2 separate regions of the Mus musculus genome follow, and region 1 is linked to region 2. Evidence: chromatin loops called from intact Hi-C (ENCODE). Cell type or tissue: left cerebral cortex. All regions are shown on one strand. Links, peaks and the distances in the headings refer to the core of each region. The heading gives the core; the rest is flanking DNA. Region 1 overlaps Asic2 (acid-sensing (proton-gated) ion channel 2). Region 2 overlaps Asic2 (acid-sensing (proton-gated) ion channel 2).

Region 1 (16,718 bases), core at 4,934-12,933, 140 kb after region 2:
AGGCCTGGGACAAGCATCTAACACAGGACGAAGTTGAGAACTCCAGTCTTGGGGCGCCCACAGGCTCTGTGGTGCTGCCCTGGTTCATCTGAGCAGTCTGATCACAAATCAGTATGGAGTGTTTTCTTACTGAAGATGCAGGTCTTGATCCAAAAGACCCCAGATCAGCCAGACACAGTGAGGCAACACCCATAATCCCAATACTTGGGAAGTAGAAGCAAGAGGATTCAGATTCAAGGCCATCCTCTGCCACAGAGAAAGATTTCAATTCAGCCTGGGTCATCTGAAGCTTTGCCTAAAAAAACCAAAACCAAACACAAACAAACAAACAAAACACGTCGGGGCTGGAAAAACAGGGTAGTGAGTAAGGGCTCACCTCGGAAGCGTGAGGATCTGCGCTCCACTCCAGAACCTACATTTGAAAACATAAATAAATAAGGATAGGTCCTGCTAATAACAGGGCTGAGATCATAGGATGGGACATACTTTTAATCCCGACAGTAGAGACATAGAAATAGTTGGGTTCTGGGGCACCTGAGGTTGACCTCTGACCCACATACACAGACTCACATACAATACAAAACAATACAATACAATACAATACAACATACACACACAAAGACCTTGAACCAGGTGTGTCTCACATCCCAGAGGTCACTTGGCAGACTCTAATACCCTCTTCTCCATCCTGAGACAAGAGCTTTGTCCTCCACCTGCCATCCCTCAACGCCAGGAGCTTGCTCCTAACCATGTGTGCTTCCTAATGGATGACTCGTCCCCTCTGCAGCCACAGGAGACAGCAGCTGTAAGACAGTTGTCAAGAATTACCGCAGCCTAGAGAAAGGAGCGTGACAATGAGAGAGATTCATCAAGAAGACTTATAAGCCGATTGGGCAGTTCGTGATCAGAGCTGTTTAGCTACCCACCGGGACAGCAGGATAAATTACGACCAGAAGAATTAGCAATTACAACCTTGGCATCTTACGTGGGGAAAGCCCATTCCAGTCACCTGTCTCTGCGCTTGCAAAGTTTAGGGAGAAACGTCTGGAGGCACCCCACTCTGCATTTATAGCTTGCTTTGAACAACAGGAGGATGGTTCCTGGGAAAAAGAGTGAGATTGGTATTTATAAATGATTTTTCCCCTTAGGTTAGTCTTTCAGATCTATTTTTCCCCTCAAGTCCCATTTGGCTCTTAGCAGCCTATGGCTTTCAATGACGCGGGTCCTGCTCATTCTCTCTTCCGACTAACGTCACTGTCAAGCAGCTAATGGTTCCTAAACAAGCATGGCAGCCCACACATGTAACTGCCACTTAAAGGATACAGGGTTAAACCTGGAAAAATTACAGATCCTTAAATAATTGAAATAATTTCTGCTCTTGACCAGAGAGAACTTGGGTGAGGCTTTACAGATTAGACTTGCTTAAGTCAAAAAAAGAAGTGTGTGTGTGTGTGTGTGTGTGTGTGTGTGTGTGTGTGTGTATGGTATGTGTGTGTGTTTGTGTGGTGTGTATGTGTGTGTGGTATGTGTGTATGTCTGTGTGGTATGTGTATATATGTGTATGTATATGTGGTATGTGTGTATGTCTGAATGTGTGTGTTGTATATATGTGCATGCATGTATGTATGTATGTATTGTGTGGTATGTGTGTATGTGTGTGTGGTATATGTATATATGTGTATGTATGTGTGGTATGTGTGTATGTCTGAATGTGTGTGTTGTGTATATGTGCATGTATGTATGTATGTGTGTGTGTGTGGTGTGAGTGTATGTTCATGTGGTGTGTGTGTGTAGTTTGTGTGTATGTGTGTGTAGTATGTGTATATATGTGTATATGTGTGTTGTGTGTGTATGTCTGAATGTGTGTATGTCTGAATGTGTGTGTTGTGTATATGTGCATGTATGTATGTATGTATTGTGTGGTATGTGTGTATGTGTGTGTGGTATATGTATATATGTGTAGGTATGTGTGGTATGTGTGTATGTGCAATTTGTGTGTTTGTGTGTGGTGCATTGTGCATGTGGTGTGTGTGTGGTGTATGTGTGTATTGTATGTTGTGTATGTGTGTATGTGGTGTGTTCATGTGGTGTGTGTATATAGTTTGTGTGTATGTGTGTGTAGTATGTGTATATGTGTGTGTGTGTATGTCTGAATGTATGTGTGTGTTGTATATATGTGCATGTATGTATGTGTGTGTGGTATGTGTGTATGTTCATGTAGTGTGTGTGTATAGTGATGTGTGTGTGTGGTGTATGTATATGTGTGATATATGTGTGGATGTGTGGATGTGGTATGTGTGGATGTGAGTGTAGTATGTGTATGTATGTATGTATATGTTTGTGTGTATGTGTGTGGTGTATGTATGTGTGGTGTGTATGTGTGTATGATATGTGTGTGTATGTGAGTCTGATATGTGTGTGTGGTGTATGTATGTACGTGTGGTATGTGTGTGTATGTGAGTGTCATGTGTGTATGTGCAATTTGTGTGTTTGTGTGTGGTGCATTGTGCATGTGTGTGTGTGTGGTGTATGTGTGTATTGTATGTTGTGTATGTGTGTATGTGGTGTGCCTGTGTTTGTATGTACAGATATGAATATATGTATCTATTGAGCATCCGACATACCATTAGGGAAATACTGGGTTCTGTTTGCACATCATCTCATCAAAGCCCTCCAATATGCAGGTTGATTTCCTGTGTCATGTAAAGAGAAGTGACATTCAAAGAGGGTCAACATCTTGCTCAAGGCCACCCAGCCTGAAAGTGGGAAGAACTTAGACTATCTCCCTCCAACCTACTGCATCTTTCTACTCCTAACATAGTCCCCACCAGTTCCTACCTAGGAATTATCTGGAAAGCACCAGAGATAAATCAAGTTTGGGGTGGTGGTGGTGGTGGTGGTGGTGGTGGAAGAGAAGGAGGAGGTGGTGGCTTGAGACAGTTTCCTGTATTGTTGGTTGACCTTGAGCTACCCATGTAGCAAGAATGATATTGAATTCTCCTCCTCCTGCATCTACCCCTTTAGTGCTAAGATTGTGGATACTCTTCTATGCCTGGTTTTCTGCAGTGCTTGGGATGGAACCCAGGGTTTCATGCATGCTAGGCAAGCACTCAATCAACTGAGCTAAACTCCTCAGGCCTTATGTTTGTTTTTAAGCAACTGGGAACGACTCAAATTTAAACCCTCAGGGCCATAACTATGTGCTAGTTGACTGTGGGGTCTAGTCCTCAGGATATGAGGTCATCCTCTCCTTCCAATAAGAAGCATGGCAGTGACTCAGAAAGAGAGCTGGCAGGGGTGAAGATGGGAAGAGTAGGTTCACTGTGTAACAGGACCAGGGGCCTGAAGCTGTGGGTTCATGTGGTCTTGAGCCAATCACCTAGGATCTGTGGGCATCAATCATTTCATCTGTGGGATGGTGGTATGTCTTCATCAATAGTAAAAGGAGTCTTGAGCAGAGATTCCTGGGACAGGAATCTCCCAATGAGTCTCTAATAAAGCCATCTTCTTCCCTAGGCCACTAGTTGTCACCTGGTATTAGAACAAGCAAGACCACTTGGTTGTGAGGAACATAGGAGACTGGTTCGTGACCTCAACATCAGGCTATCCCCAGAAGTGGAATTTCAGGCAGGATTCTTCGTGTCTCTGCTGCAGTCTTCTTGCCTGTGTGACAGGGATACCAACAGTCCTCCCTCATATAGATCTCTGTAGAGTGTCGATGGATGGGTATTAGTCATGATCTCCACTCAGCTCTTCTCCTGTCATGACTGTGCCACTGTCTCAGAGTTGTGACGGAGACGTGACTCATACCACTTTGGAAGGCTAGTTCCCAGGAGTTGCTTGAAACTGCTTATCTGAGATGGTAGAGACTTGAAGGAGAAAGCCTGCTTCAAGGACCATCTTATCACAGCAGCAGAAAGAGCATCTGGGCATTTTGTGGCTGAAGTCAGTGTTGCTTATGATCTTCCCACACTCTCTCTAAAGCTTCCACCCTTGAGAAGGCAAGCACATGTGGTGACCCCACTCGTTTGAGCATCCTCTTTTTGCCAAACCTGCACTTGTGCTAACTGTACATATGGGAGGCTCTAAAACTTGGAGATGAGCTATCCAGTGGCCATGGTCATTCAGATTCAGGACTAAGTCCCAAATGTAGCTCTTAAGCACTCAGAACAAGGGATGTTGCTACTTCAGTTCACCACCCCTGATGCTACACATCCCCCATATGGAAGCAAGTTCTCCTGAGAGATGAGTGGAGGCTGCAGGTGGTCTCTGAATCTACATCTGTAGCCTGGGAAATTTTCCAATGGTCACCACCTTCAGGTATAAAGAGACTCTATGGAGAAGGTTCAAAGAGACTCTATGGAGGTTACAGTTACAGCTTCCTAGTGCAGGCTCTATTTTCCCCCACAAGGGGGAAGCACTGAGCAAGAGACACATCATCCAGCAGGTCCCAAGAGCTCAGGCAAGGTGAACACCTCCCTTCTCCTCACCTTACACTCCACAAGAAGAAAGTGCTGTTCCAGAAGAAGAAAGGAGAAGAAGGAGGAGGAGAAGGTGAAGAAGGAGGAGGAGGTGGTGGAGGAGGAAGAGGAGGGGGGTGGAGAAGGAAGAGGAAGAAGAGGAGGAGGAGAAAGAGGAAGAAGATGCAGAAGAAGGAGGAGGAGGAGAAGGAGGAGGAGGAGGAGGAGGAGAAGGAGGAGGAGGAGGAGAAGGAGAAGAAGAAGAAGAAGAAGAAGAAGAAGAAGAAGAAGAAGAAGAAGAAGAAGAAGAAGAAGAAGAAGAAGAAGCACCACCGCCGCTGCCACCTCTGAGCCTTAACTCCATGACAAATGGTGTGAATATGACAGTCTATGTGCTAACTTATTTAATAGTATCTCTGACCCTATGCCCTAAATATCAGTATAGCCATTGTGTGAATAAGGAAAGCAAGGCCCAGAGATATTTTAAACCTTCCCAAGACTCCCACAGTACAATGACCACAGCTGCAATTAACTGAACACCTGCTCCACAGTAGGCATTGTGCAGAGCCCTTGGCAACCATGAACTCAGTTACCATGCTCATCAAATCTAAGCTAACCATGATGACCGTAAGAGTCATGGGTATTCTATGTGCCAGTTGGAAACAAGAGAGAAACTAGAACACAGTGCTGAGGTCACTGATGATAATGCATTACAGACATTTTTGGAGGTAAAAACATGTACATCCTAACTGATAGATAGAGAATCCGCACTGCAATGGGAGCAGCTGGTAATCCTAACTTACTGATGGGGAGACTGGGTAACCACATGAAAGAACTGGAGTCCAAGCCCACGTTTGCCTGAGGCTGTAGCCCAATCTTCTTACCACCCCTCCCCCATGCTGACAAGTACCTTGCTAACCCTCCCCCCAGGACTTTCCCTTTGGTCTCCAGAGTAAACCTGAAGGTTGGTATCTGTGCCTACACATCCAGAAACAGAGCTGAGAATGAAACTCCAGACCTGCAGAGTCCTAAAGTTCCATGGGCTTCGCAGCATCACCTGTCACAGGTATTGTCTACAAAAATTGACCTTGCTCCATTGAGCCACCTGAGAAAGTAACAGTTCAGGTCATTGCAGGGCCCAACTGGAAAAGTGAGGAAGCCTGTGGCCAGGCCCCATCCTGCCACCCGGCTCTCTTTTGGTGGAAAATACAGACATTCCACTCTCTACAGCCATATCTCACAGGCTCACCTGGGAAGCAGAGCCATGGCCCATGGCCAAAGATCCAAATTCAGCCTCTGAATTTCTCACTTTTTCTCAAGCTATGAAAAAAAAAAAAAAAAAAAAAAAAAAAAAAAAAAAAAGCCTGACAAACAGCAACTCAAGGGATGAAGGATTAAATTTGGCTCACAGTTTACAGGGATCCAGTCAATCATGGTTGGGAAGAAAAGGTGGGGGGGGGGGTGATGCAGTTGGTCACATTGTATCCATAGCCAGGGTGATGCAGCTGGTCACATTGTATCCATAGCCAGGGTGATGCAGCTGGTCACATTGTATCCATAGCCCGGGTGGTGCAGTTGGTCACATTGTATCCATAGCCAGGGTGATGCAGCTGGTCACATTGTATCCATAGCCAGGGTGAGGCAGCTGGTCACATTGTATCCATAGCCAGGGTGGTGCAGTTGGTCACATTGTATCCATAGCCAGGGTGGTGCAGTTGGTCACATTGTATCCATAGCCAGGGTGATGCAGCTGGTCACATTGTATCCATAGCCAGGGTGAGGCAGCTGGTCACATTGTATCCATAGCCAGGGTGGTGTAGTTGGTCACATTGTATCCATAGCCCGGGTGGTGCAGTTGGTCACATTGTATCCATAGCCAGGGTGAGGCAGCTGGTCACATTGTATCCATAGCCAGGGTGGTGCAGTTGGTCACATTGTATCCATAGCCAGGGTGGTGTAGTTGGTCACATTGTATCCATAGCCAGGGTGAGGCAGTTGGTCACATTGTATCCATAGTCAGGAAACAAGGGCTAATGCTGAAACCACTTAGCTCTCTCCCTTTTCCCTTTATATTCATTTCTTACCCATAAGCTGCTACCACAGAGTCTGGGTGGGTCTTCTCAATTAAACCTGTCTGGAAACACACTACAGACCCACCCAGAGGTATGTCTCCCAAGTGGCTCCAAATCCAGTCAAGTTGACAGAGGAAATTGGTCATCAAAGACTCTAAGCCCAGGAAGGAAACCTCAAAACTCAGACACAATTCCTATCCAGGAGTCGTGGAGTGCTAAGTAACTTTGATGACCCAGGGATTTAACCCAAAAAATAGATTTCAAGGCCAAGACTCCACCACTTGTGGAATATATTTTTAGTCAGGGGGACAGGAGGCTTTTAAGGTGGTAAAATAACTCTGACCTGTGCCATGACCTCTTGACTTGATTTCCCCTTCTGTGAAATGTGAGTAGCAGCCGTGGCAGATGGGACACACTCATTAGAGTAGATATGGATGGTCTAGAAATTTAGGCCCTTGACCTGGTTTTAGGAGGGAAAATCTTTCCAGCTATAGATTAATCTTAAAGATGAATTCTAACAAGAACTCACTGACCAAGCCCAGTTGCTCAATACATGCCATCACAAGGCATATAAGACTCAGAGGCTTAAACGAAAGATACCTACTTCCTCATGGCTCTGGGGGCTGGAAGTCCAAGATGCCAGGGCTGGTTTCTGACAAGACTTTATTCAAGACTTACTTCCCCTGCTGTTCTCAGAAAGCCCTTCTCTGTATACATAGGGACAGAGAGGTCTGTGTCTCTCCCTCTTCTTATAAAGACACCAGGACAGACCCTATGTTCTTATTTAACATTAAATTATTCACCCAAAAGACCTGTTTTCCCATACAGTTACTCTGCAGGAAGAGTTTCATCATAGACATAGGGAGTAGGTATACCATCCACAGTAGAATGTATCCCTGTTAAACTCCAGAGGCAGGTGGTATATTGGTCTTGTCATAGCAGTCCTTCCTAAGGGCCAAAGATAAAGTCACATAGATAAAAGGTCATATATGCTCGAAAGTATTTCATGGATGTATATTAACAGTCTTTAAAAGTAGTACAAGATGGGGACTAGAGAGATGGCTCAGCAGTTAAGAGCATTTGCTACTCTCACAGGGGACCAATGTTCAATTCCCAGCACTCACATAAGATCTCTAACTCCTGTGCCAAGGGATAAATGCCCTTTCCTGGCTTCTAGGGGCACCCACCTGCACATGGTGCATATACACAACATGCATACACATTAAATAACTAGATGGGTTGTTTGTTTGTTTGTTTGTTTGTTTAAATAGCACCATCCAAGATTATCAATTCATCCACACAGATTGGCACGGTTTAGTGGAAAGGAAAGTGGATTTTTTAAGGTTGTGAAGTAGCCCTGATCTGTGTAAGAAACTGCTTAGCAGAGCAGGGGAGATGGCTGTCAGTAAAGTGTCTACCACGCCAGCATGAGTACCCAAGTCCAGATCCTCAGCATCTATGCAAAAGCCTAGCACGAGTGCATGATCTGTAACCTTGGGATAGGATTGTGTGGTCAGGTGGAGACAGGAGGATCCCTAGAGCTTGCTAGCCAGCCAGTCTAACTGAATCTGTGAGCTCCAAGTTTGGCAATGAATCATATCTCAAAAGATAATGTGGGAAAAAAGTAGAGAAAGACACCAGACATCTACAATGTCCAGCTTTCCTGCACACATGCATGCACAAATGTACATACTTATAGAAACATATGCATAGCACACACACTCACAAAGAGAAATGAGTGCCCAGAACTAAAGTATTGCTAGAGACGGGGACAGGAATGTTCCATTTGGTGGACCAATGGAGAGTGATAGATTTGCATAAACCATCATGAGCTCTTGTGAGAATTAATTATTTGGGGATTTGTGGTACACAGTGTGGTGCCACCAACATCAAAACCAGGGAGCCAGCCTAGACATGAAGCAGGTCCCCAGCTGGCACAGGGCTGAGCTACAAGACAAAGAGCCAAGAGATCAGTGGCTGTCTAGGAGTTAAGTGCCAAGAGTATGAGCCTCAGGTTTCAGAGCTCACCCTCACAGAATTCCATCGAAGACAACCATGCTTTATGCCTGGGGAAGTCCACCATTTCCCCCATGGAAAGCTCCAGGAAGGGATCAAATGATAAATGATGGATCCCGTGGCAACTGCTCAGTGTGAACGGGCCTCTGACTCAGCCATCTGGGCTCAGGAATGCCACAGACTTTGATCACAGCATGTTACAGATGCAGAGAGGAGAGCCTTCCAGGCTTCCACACATGGGCTCTAGGGTAGTTCCTGTCACACAGGAACCCCTGTCACTGCAGTATGTCCCAAGGGAGGTGAACATTCAGGGACTCAGACCACCAGGTTGGTACCTATGCCTGGGCTCAGGCTTCTGCTTTCATCTTCTCTCATTTCCAAAGAGCACATAGAACTGAAGCCAACCCTGTCCCAACTGCACAGAGCTGTGCTTCCAGTGAGCAAACACACTGGGGATATATACCAACCTGGATCCAACTCTAACTTTAAATGTTGTACGGTGGCACATGCCTGTAATCTCAGCAGTAAAAACACTTAGAAGACTGGGACAGAAGGATTATTAGTCTGAGGTAAGCAAAAACCTAGGTTACTTTTATTCTTAAAAGGGAAAACAATATTAGAAAGATTCCCATTCAAAAAAAAAATAGACTGTGAATGGAAATGGATCTAAGCCCCATCAACACTCTGACCCCACCCCCAGCGCCTCCTCCCCCACGCCTACAAGAATGTCCCCAGTGCCATGTAAATGTAATGTATTTTAAGGGGAAAGAGTGGGAAGATGGGAGTTGGAGATGGATGGCTAGCCAAGGAGCTTGTGAAGCCAGATGGGAATGCAGTGGTAGGAAGCAGACTGCTCAGGATCGCCCCAGTGTACTCCCTGGAGGCGCCATTCATGCCTCAGGCCACATGAGTGGAATAAGAGGTTGCTGTTGTGCTATGTAGTCTACTCCTTGTGTGGCTGGATCCTGGCAGCAGCAGCCGCTGAGAGGTCCAGGTTCACATACAAAGGATGCTCCCACTGACCCCTTCTGGTTTGTTCATTTCATGATGTTGGGAGATGAAAGATGGACCCAGGAATTTTCTAAGAACAATTTGGAACCCAAGTCACCACTTACGGAGCTTACAGAAAGGGAGTGGGAGTCAGAGAGAAGGACTCCGAAAACTATATCACCAACGCTGATCAGGTGTGGGGCCACCTGGGTCCTGAACTGGGAAGGACAAAAGCCCCACTTAAAGCAAGGACCTGGCACCAGAACAGAGGGCCTAAAACCTGGCTGAGCTCTGAGAGGTGAAGTGCTAACCCCACACAGTGAGCTTGCGAGTAGGTGGCCAAGCCAGGCCAGCATGACTTGTGCCAAGATCATTGCTCCAGTTAGTTTTTCACCACGCCACCTTCATCTCTACTTCGCTCCCTCTCATTCCAACCAGCAAATCACACACCAAGAAAACTGCTGAAGACGGCTGGGATTACCCACAGCTGTTACCCAGAGGCCATTAGAACACCACACCTTCATCACAGACACTCAGAAGACACATCTGCCAGGAAAGCCGGAACACTGGGAAGCTAACTGGAAGAGTACCGAGGGGTGGACTCTGCAGGGCCATACCTACTAGGATGTGTGTGTCCTGCAGGAGAATCTTCAGGCACTCAGCTAGCACTATGTCAGGCCTGTTCCCTAGACACCAAGCACTGGCCACAGCCTGCCACTCAAATGCCAGTTTCAGTGCATGACCTGAGGAGCCTGCTTGAGGCAAGGCCTCTTTATATGCTGTACTTTTTAAAAAGACACTGTTTTCCCATGCTGTTTCTTCTCATTAAAACACCCTCCCCATGCCTGATCTTCCTGCATTCAAGACTCAGTTCCTCATGAAGTCTCTCCTGTGCCTTCCTCCTGAGTTGGTCTGATCATGCCCTCTCTGAGGCCCTGCACCCCTGTATTTTATTGTTCCTCTACAGTACCTGGCTTGTTAGGTCATGTCTACTCTTTCTAGATTCTTATCCCACAGGCATAGGAACCATGCTATTCATCCTCAACTTGTCAGTTCCCAGCAGTGTTCCTGAAACACTGGGTACTGTTTCCTGGACACATGGAAGATGTGATGGATGGATGATGGATGAATGGATGGATGGATGGATGATGGATGGATGGATGGATGGATGGATGGATGGATAGATGGATGGATTATAGATGGATAGATGGTTGGTTGAATGGATAGATTATAAAGGGATGGATGGATTATAAATGAATGGATGGATGGTTGCTTAGGTGGATGAATGAACTTGATAGATGGATAGATGCATATTGGAGGGTAGATAAATGGATGGATGATATTGGAAGAATTGATGCGTGGGTGGGTGGATGGATGGATGGATGGATGGATAGATACTAAAGAGATTAACAGGTGGGCAGATGGTAGATGGTTGGACAGATAGATAGATGAAAATAAAACTGCAGAGCTGTTTCTGTAGCCATGACATCATATCTACAAACATTCTCATTTGCCACCGAGTAGAGCTAGCGCGCCCCGAAGTGAAAAGTTACATTTGAGCAAGATGCATTGCCATCTTTCAAAAACACAGCAACATTCTTCTTCTGCAGAGCCAATTTACATTTTCTGTTCTTGTCACATCCTCTTCCACTCACAGGCGGTTTGCAATGGATACGAACTTATGGTTTTTATTATTTGTCACAAATCACGGATAACTCACTTTTGAAATTGATCTTTGCTGCCTGGTAAAGTGCTACATCAGCCACTGCTGCTTCTGAGTCCCTGGCAGCAGGCACAGCAAACAGCACTGGCAACTTCAAAACGCGGGCAGGGAGTGGCTGACTTCTGAGTGAAATCCCCTTGTGGTCCCATTGGTCCAAACACTAATTGGGTATACTCTTGCTTAAGAGAGCAAATCCAGCCACTGCTCTTACAGGGAAGGGGAGCTCACTCTGTGTTTCTATAGTGCATAATAAGCTTTGCCCATTCCCTGAGAATATTTAGCCATGTGTGGTTTGCATTTGAAGCCTCTCAGCGTGGAATGCTTCCTCTCAATTCCAATTTCAGTTAAGTGGCGGTAGTTAGACAAGTCTTGGGGGGCGGGGCATCTTTGATTGACTGGTAAAGCCTGTCATACACCCAGGATGAAGGGAAAGGGCACAGTCACGTGGTGTGCCTTCTAGGGCATCATCTGCTCTACACTGCACCTTAAGGTTGTCTTGGCTGAGCCCATGTGCTTCAGGTGAAGCCTCTAGCGAGAACAGTGGGTCAGCAGCAGAGCCTGGATTTAGATGGGTCCTGACACTGCAGTCAGGTAGACCCTAGTTCAAATCCCACCCCTGCTACATCTCAGCAGTTTGGTATTAGATAAACTAATACTGAAGCTTGCTCCTTTGTGAAGTGGGGAAAACAGACATTTGCTGGCAGGATTGTTATAAAAGTAAACCATTCAATATTTTCCATATTGGGAAGGAGGTGGTCTGAAGAGCCTCTGTTGCCATCCTTTAAACTTTTGCATCAGCCTACATCTATCCACATGGTAATGACCTCGGTTCCGTGTGGACCCCACCCTGTGTGGTATATTAGAATACACAGTCCTTGGAAGGTAGCCTTTGAGAAGGACAGACATCTGGGTTTTAATCCCTTCTCTGCCACCCGCTAGCCATGCGAACAGAGTTGCTTCCCCTCTGTGGACCAATCTAGACAGATTCAACAGAGATCACTAAAGCATCAACCCATATGGCAAGTATGGGGATTCAGTAAGTCTACACCATAAAAATGCTTTGAACTGTACCTGGCCTGAGCAAGAACTCAAATGCCAGCTATACTTCCAATGCCCGTTAGCCGACAGGTGGACATTTGGGCAGTAGAACTTCACACCAAATCGTTGAGAGGTTTTAAAGCGATGACCTCAAAACCAGGCATATAATAGGTACAGACCAACTGAGAGATTCTATTGCCCCATCTCTTAACAGCAACTATAGCTTGGTCCTGAGCCCATCCTCCATGCTCTGACCTTGTGGGATGAACTTTCAGTGCAACAGGGCAGAGGCGTTAAGACTGTGCCTCCTCCCTTCTGGCTGCCTGAAAGGACATGTGTCCCCTGAGACCCCTCAGATGCCTGTGTTACCAGCTGATTGGTGGACTTGATTCTAGTGTTTTATTTGATTTTAGAATTGTTTAAAAAGGAGCACAGTATAATCATTTGCGAACACACTTAAATCACTCGGCAGGATGCAATAAAAACATCAAACTCAAAATTACAGCTCAAAAAGCAGGCTCTGATTTCTCCTCCTCCTGGGTGGGCAAGATGGAAGTGTGCACATGTTTTAGAAAGTAGGGGAAGGATTCACAAGGCATGGCTAAAAGCAGGAGAAGCTCAGGTTCTAGAACCTGGGTCTCCTCAATGCACAAGACCCCTTAGTGATAGGACAGAGTTTGAATGCCACATTCAAGGTCACACGAGGAAACCTAACTATAGACTAGTCAAAGACCCAAATGTGGTCCAGTCCTAAGCCTGCCACAGTACAGACCCATGGAGACCAGAGCACTGTATCCTCCCTGCTAACCCTCAGCTTTGCTGTCTAGAGAATGGGAAAGAGAAATGGCACGTGCCTCAAGGTAATAATAATAGGACTTCAGGGGTACGGAAGCCTCTTGAGTGTGAGCACCCCACTTCATTCATCTCTGTAGGCTCTGGGACCTGAAATATTTTGGGGGTGGACGACGCACTTGTCCAGTCAAGATGAACCACTGGCCTGAGGCTCCTGATGAGAAACTGCCTGGACTACACCCTAACCCCCACCTCCTGCATCCTTGAAGAGGCCATGTCACCTTGACTGAGCAACTCCTCCTTGGTGGGAGCTTTGCTGAGGAGCTGAGCACCCCTTTGACTGCATTCTCTAAGAGACATGACAGAGAGGGAATTTCCCCTTTGGCACCTAAGGCAATTTTTCCCCCTGGGGTATGAAGGCTTGCTGCTGGCTCTGAGCCAGGGTCACGCTGGTCTTGTCCTGATCTAGTTCTCCAGACAGAAAGAAGGAAGAAAACCCACTCTAAGCCAAATATTAAAGCAGGCAAGTAGACTGAGAGCAACCCGCCCACTCAGTACCCTGGGCCCTGGCTGGCCCTGCACCCTGATTTACAGACGGCTTTGAAGAAGCTGGATTTTATAAGTAAGGCTCTGAGGGACTGCCATGTTGGCTCAGCAACTCTCTCCTCTCAATCTCAGCCAGTGCATCTCATTGCTGATACAGTCTTGGCAACGTGGTCCAAAACCAAGCAGATAGGGCTGCAGATAGAAGACCCCAGAAGCCAAACAAAATAAGGGTGTGCTACAGTTTACAGTTTACCAATATGTGTTTGTGTATCTGTGTATGCTCATATGTGTGCAGTTATACACTCAAATGCGCCTGTCTGTCCATCTCCACAATCACATGAGAACACACTCAGTTGAGTTTTTTCGTTTGGTTGGTTTTTTTAAGACATGAATCCTAGGGATCAAACCGGCATCTTCATACGTGCAAAGCAAGCCTCAGATTGCATTTCTGAGTCGCTGATAGCAGAGCAAAGCCAGGTGGCCTGTCAGTTCCACTGCCTGTGTCCCATGAGGCCTCCCCTGAGTCAGGGACACAGGATGGTGATAAGGACACCCATGGAGACTATGATTTTGACTTCTTCAACATCCATTATGCATCAGGCACTCTTGGGGATGTTCCATCTTGTTATGCAACCAGGCAGAAAAACCTTAACATCCTGCCTTGAGAACTCCTCTTCAGGAGAGAGCTGCCTTTCCCCTAGGAAAACACCGTGGTGAGGTGAGACTCTGTGAGAGAGGATGTGGCCGCAGGCCAGGACTTTAGAGGAGGATGGCGGTGCCTAGGAATATCCTGATGCTGCTTCTGGAGAAAGTCGGAAGGCACCTGAGCTGCGATCAAGGAGGCAGCAGAAAAGGAGAGGAGACGGGACAAGATGAGGTGAGGTGAAGAGACAAGAGAGCCTGTCCCAGCTCACCCGCACATCTTCCCTGGGTCCCATGATCTTGTGCCAGTGGGCTTTCTGCAGAATTTAACCACCAGCTGCATTTTATACAAGTTCTTTATTATGGTTTGAGTGGGAACTGTCCCCATAGGCTCATGTGTGTTAAAGCTTGGTCTCCAAATGGCGGTGCTGTTTAGGGAAATTATGGACCCTCTGAGACCTTGCTGCTGGACAGAGGCCACTGGGGAGTGTAGCTTGAGGTATAGCTTGGCCCTTCTTCTGGCTTGATTCCTGCCTCCTGCTTAGCATCGTGCAATAATAAGCAGCTTCCTCTAGCTCCTGCCTCTATGAACCAAGCCACTCTACCAGGTCTTCCCTGTCGTCATAGGCTGTCAGCCTCTGAAAGTGTGAGCTAACATAACCCTTCCTCCCTTGTATTCTTTCTACCCAATTCTTTGCTCACAGCAAAGAATACCGTTGTGATGTCAAGCGGACTGGAGAGATATCATCTGAGGGTCACAACTGGGTTACACAGATATGCCCTTATCAAGGTTAATCTTTCGGCATTACTCTGAGGGGTTCAAGATCGGAGCTCATGCTTGCATGACACATCAGAAAGGCCAAGTCGCATGTTCAAGTTCCCCCAACTCAGTAGTTCAACAGTGCCTGAGTCAACTCCTGCTTAGTCTGAACCACAGAGTATACCTCGTAACAAGGCCAGGACTCCACAACATGAGGGGAAGAGATCAGAAGCCAGGCTAGAACAAGACTAAGGGCTTAGCCTTGCCATGGACTCTGGATGTGTTTTCCAGGACCTAGAGGGATACCATTCAAGAGAGCAACATGTCCACTCCCTGAAGCAGAAAGTTAAAAAGTTGATAGAAGGGTTGGGTAGGTGTTGGGTAGCCATCAGGTATGCCAGGTAGGCCTCCCTGTCTCACTCTCCTTTCCTCTCCTCCCAAGCCCAAAGTTCTTCCAGCATCCTCTCAATATCTCCTTCTAACTTGGAGCCTCAGACAGTGGGCTGCAGATACAACAGGGATAGGTCCCGAAAGATGGACCAGGGCCTAAGATACAAGCTTGAGCCACTAAGGACAGCTGGAACTCCAAAAGAGCACATCGGGCTGTAGTGCCACCTGCTGGTAAGTCTCAGACCTTAGGTCTGGGACTGTCTGAACCCTTTAGAGGTTGAAGTACACAGGGATGACACCAGACAGAGGAGGGGGCAGTCATTTCCTTTATATAAACTTCGTTATATAAAATGAAAAGCCTGTGGAAAGACCCTCAAGCAGTGTAGGGCGAGGGAAAGAGAATACAGACCTTCCTTTGATTTGCTCACAAATTTAAGCCAGTTATCACCAGCTCTGTGATACAGGGTTGTCAGGAAATGCAAGGTTCAAGGCTCAATCCTGGTGTTTCTCCTCTCTTCCTGACTGGCTCATCCACCGTCTGTTATAATCATGAACTCTACCATTCGTGATCCTAGCTCTCTAGCTCTCTCTCCTAGAACCTGACCTCAGGATCGAGCGAGTGACCTTCTAACTCACATGTGTGAATAGACGAGAGAGAGAGAGAGAGAGAGAGAGAGAGAGAGAGAGAGGGAGGGAGGGAGGGAGGGAGGGAGGGAGGGAGGGAGGGAGGGAGGGAGAGAGAGAGAGAGCTCCCAGGATCTACTTGTCACACTCCCCTGGTGCTGGAGTTACAGGTACACACAGCCACACTCAGCTTCCTATGTGAGCTTTGCACTCAAGTCCTTATGTTTGCAAAGCAAGCACTAAGCGATCTCCCTAACTCCTAGCCAGAAAGGCAGAGCTTCTCTGGCCCATAAACTCAAATGGTAAAGAGAACCAGAAAAAAAAAGAAAAGAAAAGAAAAGAAAAGAAAAGAAAAGAAAAGAAAAGAAAAGAAAAGAAAAGAAAAGAAAACAGAGTTAAAGCTGGAGATATGGCACGATTGGTAAAGTGCTTGCCCTGCATTATGAAGTCCAGGGTTCGATCCCCAGCACCACCTAAAACGGTGTGTGGTGGTACAAATCCTAGCACTTGGCAAGTGGAGGCAGAAGGATCCGATCCTCAACATCCTCCTTAGCCTCCGTGAGCCTGAGGCCAGCCTGGGATGCCTGAGACCTTGCTGAAAGAAAGGGACGTGGGTGGAGAGTAAGGACGGAGGAACGGATGGGGGACTGTATGTGATGTGAATG
Region 2 (16,718 bases), core at 3,722-11,721:
TGAACAAGCAAAGAATGCCTGTCTCCAGCTATCTATACTATACTATTCAGGATGTGTATTTGTGATAATCCAGACTAATATCTAACTTGACTATGAGTTTGATTGACTGACTATTAACTTGCATTATTTAATTATACTAAACAGCTTGTAACAGCAACTATTAAAAGGACTGATATCAAACCTTGTATGTTTAAATGAGTTGCATAGACACAATGCCTACCTAAGAGTAGCAAAGTTAATCTTATATTTTGCATCAACATACAAAGATTTATACCAATGAAAACCTTAAACCTGAATCAATATAAAAAATTTGTGCCAATATAAGGAAATATAACTTGAATTCTTCATCAAAATGTAAAGATCTCTACCACTGTACGATTACTAATGATGTGGAGGAAGACTGTTTCGTACCCAACACTGGAGACTACTGGTTCCAACTGAGCTCCTGGGGTTAATGTCTTCCTTGAAGATGTTATTCATTTATTCATTGGGAATACTTTGATTAAGGGACACTGTGTATCGTATGCTGATGTAGATGGATAGACAGAGATCCCCAAGTCAACACCCTCACAGCTTGGAAATGACAGAAGATAGATGCGATAAATAAATTATGAATTATGTAGGACAATGATCAATAAGTCAGGGGAGAGTGATATGTATTGAGAAGTTAAGAATTAAGATGAGGCTAGAAAAAGTCCCTACAAAAAGAAAGAGCCATGTGGCAGGAGGGAAGGAGTGTTCCCAGCGGACAGGACAGCAGAGGACCTGAGGTGGGAGCTCACCTGGGATGTCTAACAAACAGTGGAAATGAACTTGGCAGGCAGATGAAACCAGATCATACAGGGTCTTATCACTCCGGAAACTTGGCCTTCCTGTGCATGGGCTGGGAAGTAAGTGGAGAGTCTTGAGCAGAGAAACAGCATCCTCTTGCAGTGTCACTGTGGACACAATACTGGGTTGTATGTTCTTAGATGTTACCCTTAGATAGGCATTGTGCCTGTGCAACTCATCTAAAAATATAAGGTTTAATCCCAGTCCTTTTAACAGCTGCTATTACAGACCAGGAGGGTGGAAGCAGACAAGGAGGTCTCCCTTAGATGCTAATCTAGGCAAGAATGAGGTGATGGGAAGAGTCAGATGCTGAGTGTGTCTGGAACCAGAGCTAACAGAATTACAGCCATGGGGATATTCAGGTTAAAGAAAGTGAGGAGGGTGACGACAAGACCTCTTGGTCTGAGAAGCAGAAAAATAAAGTTCCCATCTGCTAAGATGGGAAGGGCGGAGGAGGAGACTGTTTGGGAAGAACTGTGAAGAGCCCAGTTTAGGACAGGCATGGACATCCGAGTGGATATGCAAGTGGGCAGCTGAGTGTCGGCACGATCAGATTGAGGAGGTGGACCAAGCCAGATTTACTTGTGAGTTCTCAGCAGATAGGTTCTTTTTAAATCTCTAGGACAGGACAAGAGCCTCTAGGAGTGAGAGCCGAGTCGACCCACTCAGAGAAACATGTGGAGTCCGTGCCTAGACACACAGAAATGAGGTGCATCTCCAGCTCCAAGAGAGAGGGCTGCAGGGACACATGGCCGTGGCTGGTAGAGGGAAGCTCAGGGCTCTCTGAAGAGGGTCCTTCAGCCACCCCTCAGGGTGGAGAGCGTTGCTCAGGAAGAGGGGATGAAGTGTGTGAGGGGAGGAGACAGAACAGAGTATACAGCTGGCCCACAAGGTCTGTGAGAGGGGGAGGGGTGCATGGTAGTAAGAGACAGGCCTTGGATATAATCATGTGGGATTTGGCTTTGTCCCAAGTACAACTGAAAGACTGTACATGTGTAAATGTGTAAACGCCATCGTCAGACTCACTGGCTGGACCATGAGAGGCGTTTCCGAGTTGGAGGTGGGATCAAGGCGCTCCTATGCCAAACAGCTTCAACAATCATCAGGAGCCTATAGGTTTTGAGTCCTTCATTTGTCCATGGCACAGTCACTTCCCTGAAGCTAATCAAGTATTTGTCAAGAGTGAAGCCACATTTGGGGTCATAGGAGGTAGTAAGGAATCTTAAGCATGTGGATTCCATATTGCTTTAACTCTGCAAGCCACTTAATGGGAGAGGTATGACCAGTGGTCCTAGTTAGTGTTTGTTGTGGGATACAATACACTGGCCAAAAACAATCTAGGGGAAAAGAGGGCACTATTTCAGCTTACAATTCTAGGTTACGGTCCATTACTGGGGGGTCAGGGTGGGTCACAACAGCAGGAGCATGGGATAGCAGGCCACATCACAACCACAGTCAAGAACAGAGAGAGATGGGCGCATGCTCTCACACCTGCCTGCTTATGCTGAGCTAGCTTTTCCTCTCTTTAACAGCTCAGAGCCCAGCCCATGACAAGGTGCTGCCTGCATTAAGACCCACCCACCGGTGGGTCTTTCCACCTCAGTTAACTTCATTAAGACAATTCTCTGCAGACCGGCCCATAAGCCAACCCAATATAGACAATCCCTGATTGAGACCATCTCCCTAGGTGATTCTAGACTGTATCAAGTTGACAACTAAAGCCAACCACTACAATATCTGTATTTTAAGGAACCAGTGCAACAGGCTCAGAGAGTTGTACCCCAAGTTCAGCGTTAGCAAGACCTAACGCAGGGAGCTAGGCATTGAAGCTGGGTCTGTAAGTGCCTCCCCAGTGAAGCATTTCCTGTCACACAATTTGCCAGACCTTGGATGGTTAAATGAATAGGCTAAACGCTTCTCACACTCCAGCCACACTTGGCCTTTCCTTGACATGCTGTGGATCGAATTTAAATACTGCCTTTTGAATCAATGCTCATTTTATTAGCAGGAAGCATTTAGAATGAGCCATTACACTATCATGGGGGCTTTTATTACTGGCCCTTAATAAATGTTTGATGCTCGAAATGGTTATGAGCCCACAGTGTGAGGACGGTCCCACCTGCTCCCTCCCCTGCAGTCTCTGCCACAAAATTAGCTGAAGTGTTCGTTAACAGAGTTATCATTTAGCCTACTTTTAACTGGCATGGGGCCAGAAAAATAAAATAAGCGTATCAAGAACCACGGAAGGCTATTTAATGATAGTGAAGTTAAATTGAGAGAGTTGGCCTTCCCACTGGCTTGTTATCAAGAGCCAAGTTTCCAAGCAAGACACTTCATAGCATGATGCCTAAGCCTGCATAAAACTTATTTATTTACTCTCAAGACAGGGGTTATGTGTGTCAGCTTCCCACACATCTTGCCCCAGCAGAGCTAGTGACATTTAAGGAGGCCTGGGTCACAGTGATCTGTAAACAGCTTGGTACATGCATCTCGTTGATTGACTGTAGCCATGCAGGTGATGGTCCTATGTCCCTAGGGTACAGATCTCCCAGGAGAATATAGAAAGGGTCCCCCCAGGCTGGAGCACCACATAGGCTGATACTGGCAGTTGAAGGTGACAAGATGCCAATTCATGTTGCGGTCAAGCCACCTAGTTCAGTGACCATGTGCCAAGTGTCGTGACAACTGACAAAGTCAAGCCATTTCACTGGAGTACCCACTGAACACAGAACAATCTCATGTCTGGATGATGGACAAGTTATAATACCTGAAGCTTTTACTGAATGCTCACTACACACTGGGCATAAGGCCAGTGTGTATGTGTCAGCTCTGTGGCCCGCTCAAGAGCTGTGTAAACTTAGTTCTGACATTATCTCTAACCTTACAAATGAGGAAACCCTGAATCAAATGGTTAAGCACTTTTATCAGGGCCTACCATGCCTTACGACCTGTGGGCCGGGGGCAAAGGTGTACGTAGAAGCTTATATAATACATGTATAAATGTTTCCATGTTCTGAAAACAGCCAACAGATTTTTAAATAAAATGTCTGTCGTTCCAGTTGGCCAATACACCTTTACAAGCACTTCAGTACCTGGCTGTAACTTGAGATTTTTTAATTTATTTTTAATTAATTAATTAATTAATTAATTTACATTTCAAAACTGGAAACCAGGAAGGGTATGGTTCCTGGCTATGGTTACTCAGCCAAGTTCTGTGAGGCTTCTTCGACATACATGTGAGCTCCCCAGTTCACACATCCAACCTCCAGCACCCCAATACGATTGGCCACTCTTTGAGAAAGGGGCTTCATATGCCAATGCCGTGGTCTTTCTCCTTTACAGAAGATGGAAGTCTACCATCGTGATCCTGGAGGCTGACTTGGGGTCTTTGGACAAAGATCCAGAGCCGCAGTGTATGAGCCGCTTTTGTGTCGCTCTAACAAAATACGTAACAGAAACAATTCAGAGGAGAAAGGGTCTTTTATTTTGGCTCATGATTTCAGTCCATCCTAGCAGGGGAGGCACAGTGGAACATCCCCGCTCAGGGCAGCAAGACTGTGGGGCAGAGGCTGTTCACATGGTGCTGGAGTGGAAGGCAGAGAAGGAAACAGGGGCAGCCATAACCTTCAAAGACATGCCTCTAAGGATGTGTCTCCTCCAGTTAGACTCTGCCTCTTCAAGTTCCACAGCCTCCCAAAGTTGTGCCATCAGTTGAGGAATAAGTACTCAAAGCATAAGCTTATAGAAGACAGTGAAGATTCAAATCAGAAAACCCAGTGATGTGGAATGTGGTCTGTGATCAGAACTTGGGTTCTGGGAAGGCATGTCTTCATGGATCCCATTGTTAAGAGGTACAGATGGAAGAAAGCAGGGATATGCCCTCTATAGTACTTTTCAGAACCCAGAGCAGGCCCCTCTTCTCTGTGTCTGGGCTGGCATTGTTTGGCCATTCAATCAGCAACATCATTTATGTTTGAACCCAAGCTCTTTGGCTCCAGGACCCATGGACTGGACTCCCCTGAGCTATTTTTATCTCCTAAGTCCTAAATATAGATCCAGGAGTCAGGTACAGGTCACTGGAATTCCAGTGTTAGAAGAGAGAGCTAGATAGACAACTTAAAAAGCATCTGACCTAACCACTACCCACTATTGCTTCTATTCAGATGGAGTCTACAAAGATTAAGAGGATTTCTCAAGCCAGGAAGTCAGCGGCTCTCCTGCACCCATCCCTGCTCTATCCTGCCTCTCCCTGATCCACCTGCCAGCTCTCTACTGAGGTCCTAGAGAAGTGTCATTGGGAGGGCCAGCTCCCTTCACGCTTTATCATATATTCTCCGATGCAGAGGCGGAGAGTCCCATTCCCATCTGTGTGTCACGCTGCAGAAGTCCTGGGTGGCGTCAGTGTGTTCCAATTAGCTTCTGAATCATATTTGTTGTCTTAAAATATTTATATCCAGCCACTTCCCACCTGCTAGAATTGCATTCTAGCCTCTCCCACCACTCCCCGCTGTTGCAAGCCCACCAGATCATTCTTGTCACTTGAGTTGACCAGGGCACGGGGCACTGCTGCTACTAAGTGTGATAATGTATCCTAATCAGACATAAGCAGATGCATGCTGCCATGACCCAGGGCACCCAGTTCCTGCGCGTGGAGTTTATTGCTTCTGACAGTGACACGTGGCTTCTACCAAATAAAAGGCTGTTTGCTGTTCTGTTTATACCGTCTGCTGATCTACACCCCTGCAGGGTTTTGGGGAGGCTCCCAGCAGTCAGCTGCAGGGGTACATTTTACAGGCTACTCTGTGTCCAATTACCCTTCTTAGTGGTCACAGGAGGCTGGAGCCTCTTGTGGTATAGGTTCCTCTGACATTCTTCTATATCTGAAGAGCATTTTTTTTCATGTGCTTTTAACACAGTGGCCACATACTGTGGTTGAAAACGGGAAGAGTTTTGTTTTGAATTTTTTATTTTCCTTTTGTGGTGTGTATGCATCTTTGTGTAGCATATGTGTATGGATGTTTGTGTACGTGTCTCCACATGTGTACATGGAAGGAGATGTGTGTGCATGATGTGGAAGCCAAAGGTCCGTGTTAGGTGTCTCACTGTTACTCTCCCGCTGTATCTTTATGAGGCACTGTGGCACACTGAACCCAGTGTTCATCCATTGGCTAGAATGGCGAGCCAGCAAACTCCAGATCCTCCTTCTGCAAAACGCTCTCAGTGGTGAGATTACAGATGCACACACACACACACACACACACACACACACACATACCCTGCTCTTAGGGATCTGAACTCTGGTCTCATAATTAATCAGTAGGCACCTTAGCAATGGACCCATATCCCCAGCGCTGCATTTTAACTTTATGAATTACGATTTTAATTGTATGTATTTTTGATATTCTGTAAGATTATTTGATACCTAGGTAAAGTATATAATGACCAAACTGGGTAGTTAATATCTCCATCTTCTCAAATACATTGAAATATTTGGTTAGTATGTAATCTGTACAGGTTGGTAAGGTACAGTTCAGTGCATGAATGTAATACAGATATATGATGTATGTAATCAAAGCAGATGAATTAATGTTACCAGCTCCTTGCCATGACTCTGTGCCCGGAGCCTTCACGCTCCGCCCTCCTAGTTTTTCTACTAGGCTTTTGTGAACTGCAGCTCCCCAGCTTCAGTTATTAGGTGGACAGCATTGAATTAGATCTGGGTGAAAAAGTAGTGTGGGGTTCATATCCAAGTTCAGCTCTTCATTTTTAGCCCTTGCAGAATGGGGCTGGCGAGAGAGAACTATAGCAAAGAGAAAGATTTCCCTGCGCACACGTTGTGTGCCCACAGCATAACTGGCACTTGACTTTGAACCAGCACTGCTTCCTTAGTCCTGATGACACATGGAAAAGGACTGACTGGGTATAACACTCAGAGAACACTGAGGCCCAGGAAGGATTGAGAACATGCCCGAGGTTGTGCTGCCATCCATATGGCTTTCCTGAGTCTAGAGGATTCCAAACAGGCACCATGGCCCTCGTTTCCACAGGCCACTGTCATGTGGATCATGGGCTGTGCAGCAGCTCCTCTGTGCCAGCTCTCTGCTCAGAGAGGTTGGCGTTGGGCTTACATCTTCCTTTTTACATTTTCTTTCCATTTTAATAAATAATATGTCACCATTCGGGCAAGCCAGCCGAATAATAATTTGTCAAGCCCAGAGCCCAACTTAGCTTGTTCCCACACTCGTTCTCCTCCTCCCTCCTCTCTGTCCCATCTTCACACATCCTTGCAAGCTCCAGACATTTCTGCCTGGGTGCTGTCACCATCCCCCGAGAAGTGGCAAGCAGTAAGCCTTTCCCCAATGTTTTCTACCAGCCTACTGTGATCAGCTGTATATCTCCGGGTTGGAGGAGAGGAAGGCAGTGGCTCTGAAGGCCCCGATGAGGTACCCCACAAGCTACGTTTCATCAGACCCTTTCTGCCAAGACTTTGGCATTGACTCCCTTTGGCAGTGGTCTTGAATTTTGAGTGTAGTGGGTATGAGGATGTCTTGATTCATAAAGCACTTGCCTTGCAAACACAGGACCGGAGCATGATCCCCAGTGCTTACAGAAAAAATACCACATATGCTGGATCACAGAGACAAAGGGATGCCTACAGTGTAGTGACTAGCCACCCTAGCCAATCAGCGAGCTGCAGGCTGTGAAAGACCCCGACTCAAGGGGAACAGACAGCATTCCTGGGGATGTTACCCAAGTTGTCTTTCAGCTTTCCACACCCTCATGCCCAGAAGTGCACATAAACGCCCTCATACACATTCACGAGACACATATCTTGTTTTAGAAAGATACGGAAGGTCATGGGTTCTCTATGTCCTTATAGAGTTCTCAGCATTATAACAGATTTGAGAACAATTTGTAGACCTGGTCTCCGCAAGCAGCAAGGCCCTGTCAGTCACTCCTTAGGGCTGATTCTTGGGGCCCTGTGCCTTCTCTGTATCTAAACTTATCCATGTGGTGGGTGCAGATTCCTTTGGGCAGGGGAAAGTCTTCCAATAGAGACCCTGGCTATTGGAAAGGAAAACACACCAGACCTGGAAGTTAAGTGTGGGAAAAGGAAAGACTCTGACCAAGGATCCGGAGACTCAAGACAGTGAGGGAGGGAGAGGCCTCAGTGGCTAGGGGGAAGGGACTTGCCTGAGTGGCTATTAAGAAGAGTCTAAGTACAGTTAACTAGTATTTACTAGCTACTAACTAGTTTTTAAACAAAGAGTCTATGTACAGTTAACTAGTGTTTTCCCCTCTTTGAAAGAATAGCTAAACCACCTTTGTAATTAGAACATTAACATGCAAATTACACCACTGAAGGACTTGGATGTGAGTTCTATCAAGTCAGTACTACATTGCCTCAGAACCCAGGGTGGGCTTGCAAGTTGCTCAGCAAGATTCTCCCACAGACCACTGGTGGTGAGCAGCTGTCCGTGGAAAAAGGCCAATTCGGGAGAAACAAACATGAGTCCATGGGACAGGGTCTTCTTTCCTCCATTCAATCCAAAGCCATGTATAAGGAGTCCTGAGACAAAGCAAAAGTGTCTATTCTTACAGCATCAAATCTGCAGGGATTCAATTAGAAAAAGTGGCATGCTTTTGAGCCCATAAAATATTAATATCTGGCCATTTACAGGAAACAGCGTCAGAGAGGCGCCTTTCCAATTGTTCCCCTCTTGAGATCCATCACAGACTATGTCAAAGAGGACAATAAAGTATGAACCTTCTGTGTGATAAAAAGTTCACTTTCACCTAATCCTGGCTGGTTCATTAGAAGACCCAAGTCACTGGATGCTGGCAATCCACAGGCACAAAATGTAAGGGCAGCACAGCCCTCACGTCTGGGCAACCCACAGACTGCAGCACGTGCAGACAATTCTTCATGAATGTCACCATTAGGAGTGAAGCGAAAACCAGCCACTTGGCCCCATTTACAGCTCCATCCCTCATAGCTAGCTGGGCTCTCCCTTTTTCTGTTTCAAACCAACACATAATATTTTACATATTTATGGAATCTATTATGACAATTTCAGACAAATAACTGATGTATAATAAACAAATCAGGGCAGCTGCTATTTCCACGCCCTCCAGCATTTAGAATTTCCATACCCAAGCATTTTTAAGCCATCAATTTGTGTATAGTCTCTTTAAAATGCCTTCACTAAATGGAAGGAAGGAAAGAGAAAAGGGATGGGGTGGGGGATAAAAGGAAGGGAAAACAATCCTCTGAATCAGCTTGTGGTGAAAACTCACTTCCTGAGAGTGAGTTCCCTGTGGTGAGTCCAGGTTTTAATTCTCTGACATCCACACCTCCTCTTCTGCTAAGAAATGGGAAATTCCTGACTCGTGGAAGGTTCGGGAAAGGCAGGTGCATGATTCTGGCCAATGATGTATATGAAGAAAATTGCTTCCCTGCTATCCCGTGGGAAGCCATCCTTAGAGGTCAACATCATGTATGGCCAGATAGCAACTCCTTGACCAGCGTCCACCCTGCTAGTGCTTCTCAGCTCTTCCCCCTCAGCTCTCCTCCCCCCTCCCCCACTTCCTTCCTTCGACATTCCATGGCATCACTCCAGTGTGAGCATGTGCAGTCGTCTGTACACACAGTGTTCGTGTGATGAGCCTTGAGGAGTACACCTGTGAACCCACACCATCCACACAACCAAGAAGACAAACAGATCTCTCAGGCCTCCTTTGGGTCCCTCACCCTTCCTTCATCCTCTTGCCTAGGAAACCCCAGATGTCACTTCTCTGTCAGGTTAGTTTGCATATTTTAGAACCTCATACAAATGGAGTTATAGGATGTCCTCCCCTTGGTATTGGCCTGACTTCTTTAACCAGGAGTCATAATAATGTTTTGACTCGTGTGCACTTTCATATATAGAATAGCGTGCCCCTCTCTATTGCTGGGTAGTTTCTCTATTGTGTAGGAGGCATGCCACCTTTTAAAACAAGTCTATTTTAAGCTGTTAATGGTCACAGGGCTGTTTGCAGTTTAGGGCTCTTACAAATAGCACCACCAGAGAGCCTCTGTTTACAAGTGTGTGCGTGGACTTATACTTTATTTCTGTTATTATTTCTGAGTAAACACCCAGGAATAGAATGGAAGGTACACACTGTTTCACATCCCCACCAGCACATGGGAATATTCAGCATCTCAGTGTCCTCTTTTAAAAAACAATTGTGGCTGGGGAGGAGATTCAGCTTGTAAAGCATTTTCCACATAAATGCAAGGGCCTTAACTTAGATCGCCAGCACCCACGTTCATGCCAGGCCTGGCCCCAATCATCTATAACACTAGAGATGGGGAAGCAGGGACAGGTGAGTCTCCTGAACTCACTGACCGTTAGCTTAGTTGAGTCCGAGTTCAGCTAAGGTTCGGTGAGAGAGCCTGAATCTAAATAAGGGTGGAGAATAGCGGAGAAAGATACTTGACATTAACCACTGACATGCACATGCACGTGCGTCAACACACACACACACACACACACACACACACACACACACACACACACAAATACCACACATGCAATGGACACAAAGGTTCTGCTGGGGTCCGGTGCAAGCCAGGCCCTGTACTTGCGAGGCAGAAGCAGGAGGATCAGGAGTTCTTGTCACATCCTTTCTTACACAGAGAATTTGAGGTGAGGCTGCGCTGTATGAGACATGAGACTCCCATCTCAAAAACAAAGCAAAACAAAAACTCCTACTTAGAGTTTCACTTGGGTTCATTTAATCTATAAATCAGCTTAGTGAAAATTAATATGTTAATAATATAGAGATTTGCTATCTATTATGTGGCATCTTTATATTAATGCAAGTCTTTAATCCAGTAATATTTTCTACTCTTTAGTGTATAGCTCTTATCTATAGTCTTCCAAAATTAATCACTATTTAATGTTTTTAATATTGTTCACAATGGTATTTTTAAACTTCATTTTTAATCATCTATAGCTAGTATATTGAAACAATTATTTGTGCATATTGACCATGTAAGATACACTCCTGTTAAATGCACTTATTCATTCTGATAGCTTGTTTTTAACTTCTTGGGATTTTCCACATAGATGGTTATTTCCCATGAACAAAGGCAGATTTACATCCTCCTTTCTGATGGGCATGCCTTTTATTTATATTTCTTGTCTTTGTGAACTAGCTAAGCCCTCCACTCCAATGCTGAGTCCAGTGACAAGAGCATGGACTTTGCCCTGCCCTTGGCCTCAGAAGGAAAGAATTCATTCTTTACTGTGGTCTGAAAATGGCTTACCCTGCCTGAGCCCTCAAAGTCTTATGTTAATGCTAGAAAGAGAATTCAAACTTAATCTGAATGTGGTGTTATAAGCAGGGATCTTTGGGGAATGGTTAGTCTAGGTTAGGAAGGAGCCCCCACAAACAAATTGTCCTGGTTTGCTTTTGATTGCTGTGATAAAACACCATGACCAAAAGCAACTTGGAGAGGAAAGAGCTTATTATGTTTTATAGGTTAGAGTCCATCATGGAGGGAAGCCAGGGCAAGAGCTCAAAGCGGGAACTGAAGCAGAGACCATGGAGAAACACTGCTTACTGGCTTGTTATCCATGGCTTTCTCAGCCTGCTTTCTTATAGAACCCAGCACTGCCTGCCCAGGCAGGGGTGGCACACCCACAGTGGCCTGGGCCTTCCCACATCAATCATTACTCAAGAAAATGTCCTACAGATATGTCCATAGGCCAGTCCAATGGAGGCACTTCCTCATGTGACCTTCACTATTCCTAGGTGATTCTGTGTCAAGTCATTTTAAAAACAAACAAACAAACAAACAAACAAAAACTAACCCACACATGAGTCCTCAGGGTGTTACAACAAGACAACCTTGAGCTACGGAGGTAGTTCAGTGGTAGCACATCTGCTTAGGACAAGCAGGGCCCTGAACTCAATCCCCAGCAATGAAACAACTGGCAGTGGGACATGAGACCAGATACATATACATTCACAGTGCTCCGGTCATATATAATGCAGTCCAGAGGAGCCTAAAGCATACTGTTTGGACCCTATAACCCCCACAGCCGTGACCCAAAAATATATGTCTTCTCTCTACAAAGTGAATGGCTTCTGGCATTTTACTAAGCAACAGCTGACAAAACACTTTCACTGTTCAATATTATCAAAGTCTTCAGTGTCTTTACTGAGTTTTAGTCTGCGTATTTGCACATAACTGAGAGAGGTGGAGACAGCTCACGCCATAGTCGTGGGTTGTGGGTTTCTCCTCATGGCACTACCAGGCTTTATTTTGTGCATTTGGAAGCACCGTTATTGGCACAGTCTTGTCACTATGCACTTTTGGTGAACTGATGCCTTTGTCATTGAGGGGATGTCGATACTCCTTGTTCTCAAACTGTCAGGTATCCGCAGAGCTACTACAGCTTCTTCTTAAGGGAGTCAGCATGTTTTACCCTTTTCATTCCTCAGCTTTAATCTTTGCCTTATTTTTAATGTATCCACTATATAATTAGATTTGCGGTAAGAAATTTAGAACACCGATTTGTGAAGGTAAATTCCGCTTGTTAGAGTAAAATGGGATTGCTTGTAGCTCCCGGAGCTAAGGGGCAGCTTTGATCTTTGGTGAAACTTGTAAGTCCACAGCTTTCTGATCAACCTTGGTTGCTCCATAATCTTTTCTTTCTCCTTCTCAGTGTGGAAGAACTCACTGCCCCCATGCCGGGGCTTCTGGCCCTTCGTGTGGACTTGAAGGCCAGTGAGGTGGCTGAGATTTATACGTTGCTGAAGTCAGTTTTAAGGGAAGCAGCAATGATGAAGGTCTGCTGTGTTATACACAGAGGAACTTGAGAGAGCAAAAGAGGCCCAGTCACAAATAGTAGGTCACTATCCAACTGCATCCAGAGGACCCCTGTCCTGTCCTTACAAGGCCCAGTGAGGATGACCAGAATCACCTTGGTTGTGATACTGGTGTATAAACATCTCACATGCTGACTGGAGGGGGGGGGCAATTGGTGTGGTTGTGTTGTTAGTAATGGCTCAATGGCTAAGCAGCTCCCATGGAATGTCTTTGATAGAATAAAATCTAGACACTTTGCTAAGCTCAGCCACCTACGTACTATCGTTCTTGTAGGCACCAAACAGTTCTGTGACAGCGACAAGAACTTTTATTTTGTTTTTAGGCTTTTTAAAGACATTGTTATTGATTCTTTGTAAATTTCATATCATGCACCCCAGTCCCACTCATCTCCCCGTCCCTTCGTATCCACCGTGTGCCCTTGCAACCCTCCCCTGCAAAAGAAAATAAAAAATAAAATAAAAACAAGACCAAAAAACCAAATCTCATTGTGGAAGCTGTACTGTGTTACGGTGTGTCACACAGTATACCTTTCTGCCCAGAATCCTTAGTCTGGTTTGAGGCCTCTGGCTTCTGCTACACTCTCAATACTGGATCTTTACCTGGACTCCTCTCTGATATCCTGTTGTTGCCTTGTGTCATGAAGATCCTGCAGCTTTGGCTCTGCAAAACCAGCCCTTCACATGCTCCAGCAGTTCATACATAGGGTAGATGTTGGGGTGGGCCAACTCAAAGCCCTGGATGGTAGCTGAGTTAGTCAGCCCACCAGCTCTCCCACACCCACACCACCAGGGCAAGCTCTCCAGCACTACACTGGTTAGCCCTGCCTCCTTAATGACACAGCCAGCAAGGGACCAGGACAGCTCTCCAGCTCTCACACCTTTTGGCAGGATCACCTGCACCCCTACCCCCAGGGCCAGCTCTACTGTGCTTCCCAGATGAAGTGCAGGGTCCACTCTCCCAAATGCTGCAGCCTGTGAGGGCAGAGTCAGCTCTGCACAACCCTTGGACATCAACATGCTCCCAGGCCGCAGCCCAGAGCAGGGATGTCCACAAGGCCTTTGGTGGGAACATGGATCCTGAACATTGACACAGACCCCTGAGGTTGCATGCCTATGAATTCAGACACAGCCCTCAGCAGGAGCTCAGGCTGGGATTTCACCATGGCCTCAGGTCACAGGGCAAGCTGCTCCTGTCAGGCTGTTCCTCACACCCCCACCCTACCCACCCCATTCCCATCTCTAGTTCTGCCTCTCTTGATAGAGCACAAACAGTTCCTTGTCTCCTTCTGTCCCATCTCTCCATCACTCACTTGCACATTCTAGAGGCTCTGCTTATGGGTGGACCACATGGCAACGCATGGGCCTCTGGGAGTCTTCTGCCCATCAACAAGAACTTTCTTAACCTTGGTGTCTTCCATCCACTTTCAGACAAGAGCCTTCTTAACCTTGGACTTGGCAGCTGAGTGCTTCCTCTTGTCTGGACCTCTCTGGAATCCATGGGAGATGTGGGTTACCTGTGACTGCACTGGGGATTCCCCTCTCTTAGTTTCTTAACCTTAGGCTTACCCTTCTTAGCCATGTCTATCACACTGACGCCAGCCTTCCTGACTTCCTTCTTTGTGTCCAGTTTCTCTGCTTTTCTCCCAGCCAACATGGAAGATGGGAAAGACTACCCTGTGTCTTCAAAGTTGCACTTCTTGAGGACAGTACACAGTTGGTCTTGTTCTTGTCACCAACACTCCTGTCATCTAGCACTCTTTGCCTTGACTTTGGATGTTGAGGCCACTTTCTTTTATCTAGTGGGATTGCTGACATGTTTGGGTTTAAATCCACCATTTGATGTGGTTTTCCTATTTCACTTTTTTCTCTTTTCCATTTACTTCTCTTGCTTTATTTTAGATTATTTTATTTATATATCTATTTACTGACTTTGTTTTGTTTTTATTTTTATTTTTTTAAAGCAAGGTCTCACTATTTATCCCAGACTGGCCTTAATTTGTAGTTCTCTCCCCAGCCACAAAACTGTTAGAATTACTGGCATGCCCTATTAGGTCCAGCTAATTGGCTGTTTTTCATTATTTCATTCTCCCTATGGTATGTCTATGTGTGTATGTCTGTGTGTGTGTGCCTGTGTGCCTCTGTGTGTGTATATCTATATGTCTGTCTGTCTGTCTTCCTCTCTATTTCTCTCTCTCTCTGTATGTGTCTCTGTCTCTGTCTCTGTCTCTGTCTCTCTCTCTCTCTGTGTGTGTGTGTGTGTGTGTGTGTGTGTGTGTGTGTGTGTGTGTGTGTGTGTAAGCATGCATGTAAGTATGTGCACAAGAACAAAGAGAGGCCAGAATTTGATGTGGGATGTCTTTCTTGGTCACTTTCCATTTATATTTTGAGTTAGAATCCCTCCTTGAGCCTAGGTCCCTCTGATTTGACTAAGCTAGCTGGTCAGCAGGTCCCGGCATCCTCTGTCTCCATCTCCCCAGTGCTGAATGTGTGCCATATCTAGCTATTCTAGCTAAGTTCTTGGGATTAAACTTATACTGTCATGTTCATGCACCAAGCACCTTACCAAGTAACCCATCTCGCCATCCCTTTTGTTGGTTTCTCACTGCTATCTCTTTGCTTTCTGTCTTTAGGGGTTGCTCTAGAATTGAGTTTCTTAATCTTGGTGCTATTGGCATTATGGCTACAAAACCCTTTCTTTCTTTGGAGAGCTGTCCTGTGCAACTTACAATACTTAACAGCACCCCTGGCTCCTCCCACTAACTGCCAGGAATACTCCTCCCCTTGTTGTGATGAATGTCCTCAGGATCCTGTATGGAGGACTTGTTTTGTTTAGCAGTGTCAAGGCTCAAACCCAGGGCCCTATACATGCTAGCAAGCACTCTACATGCAGGGCTTAGAGATTAATTATATTATAGTCAAGCCTATATAGCACTTTGAGTATGCAGTTCAGTCTTTTGACATTGTGATATAATGTCATCTAAAATCATGATAGATTCCTTTCATAACTATTCTGGGATGCATTATACCCAGACGGTGTAAGAAACTGTCTGTACTCATGCACATACAAGCAGCACTAAGAAAACTCAGTGAGAAAGATAGAGAGGGAGGAGGGAGAGGGAGGAAGAGGGAGAGAGGAGAAGAGGGACAGGGAAGAAGAGGGAGAGAGAGGAGGGAAAGGGAGGAGGAAGGACAGGGAGGAGGGGGAGGGAGAGGAAAGAGGAGGGAAAGGGAGGAGGGAGAGGGAAGAGGAGGGAGAGGGAGGGAAAGGGAGAGTACATGGAGGTAGGAGAGCAACGTGGTGAGAGGAGAGTTGGAGAAATAAAATAGGAAATAGATTTTATCAAAACACATATGCATTATGAAATTTCCAATATAATTATAAAACTTTAAAAGCATATTTTTATCTATGTTGGTCCGTCATACTGCTTTATTTGATGCGTATTATCCATTTTTTTGTGGTCCTGGTGTATGTAGGATGGGCCAGCAGCACTGAGTGCACTCTCTTCCGCCAGTATCATGGCCATGCCTGTGACTTCTCCGTCAGCTAGAAACCCCGCCCCACACATTGTTTGTGCTTCTTCAACATAATCTCTTAACAGATTTTAAGATTAACAGGGAAAAAGTATCTCTGCTTATGTACTCTTTATATAACTTTAACTTTCCATCTGCTATCAATATATTTTCTGCTTAAAGGATTTATTTTAACATTTCATAAGGGAGCTGTCTTCAGATGATGGCTTCTGTCGTTTGGAGGTTTGAAAGAACAGCATTTCTGTCGCCTTTGGTTTTTTTTTTGTGTTTTTTGTGTTTTTTTTTTTTTAAATCTGTTCAGTAGGTAGAGGATTCCAGGCTAACAGTTGCTTTCTTTCAATACTTTAAAGTGTCTTAGGACAGGTATCATTTCTAAGGAGCCCCTTTCATGTTCATCTTTGTTCTGTGGCATGCCTCCTTTCTCTGACGACTGGGTTGACATGACTGGTCACTTGATGCTGTCCCACAGCTTGCTG

What was found. Peaks named below come from ENCODE experiments on the same cell type or tissue, not always from the same donor. Only the 100,000 strongest peaks of a DNase experiment are listed, where the experiment ranks them.
Region 1: it touches region 2 in a loop (2.4-fold over the local background); 2 of 42 quality-filtered maps call a loop at or near these places.

Annotation. Positions count from the first base shown.
Region 1 is chr11:80,905,583-80,922,300 of GRCm38, reverse strand. All of the region lies in intron 3 of Asic2 (acid-sensing (proton-gated) ion channel 2), which reads left to right. Gm51909 (a long non-coding RNA gene) reads right to left here. Exons shown (of 3, transcript XR_003949743.1): 1 at 1-16,718. Among named protein-coding and RNA genes, the nearest start is that of Gm51909, 16 kb to the right of the region's middle. In left cerebral cortex, for the core only: no CTCF peak of the experiment used is centred there; DNase peaks (open chromatin) are centred at 8,748, 8,975 and 9,352.
Region 2 is chr11:81,044,438-81,061,155 of GRCm38, reverse strand. All of the region lies in intron 1 of Asic2 (acid-sensing (proton-gated) ion channel 2), which reads left to right. It also overlaps the pseudogene Gm11416. Among named protein-coding and RNA genes, the nearest start is that of Gm51910, 83 kb to the left of the region's middle. In left cerebral cortex, for the core only: no CTCF peak of the experiment used is centred there; DNase peaks (open chromatin) are centred at 5,202 and 7,129; H3K27ac peaks cover 1,303 bases.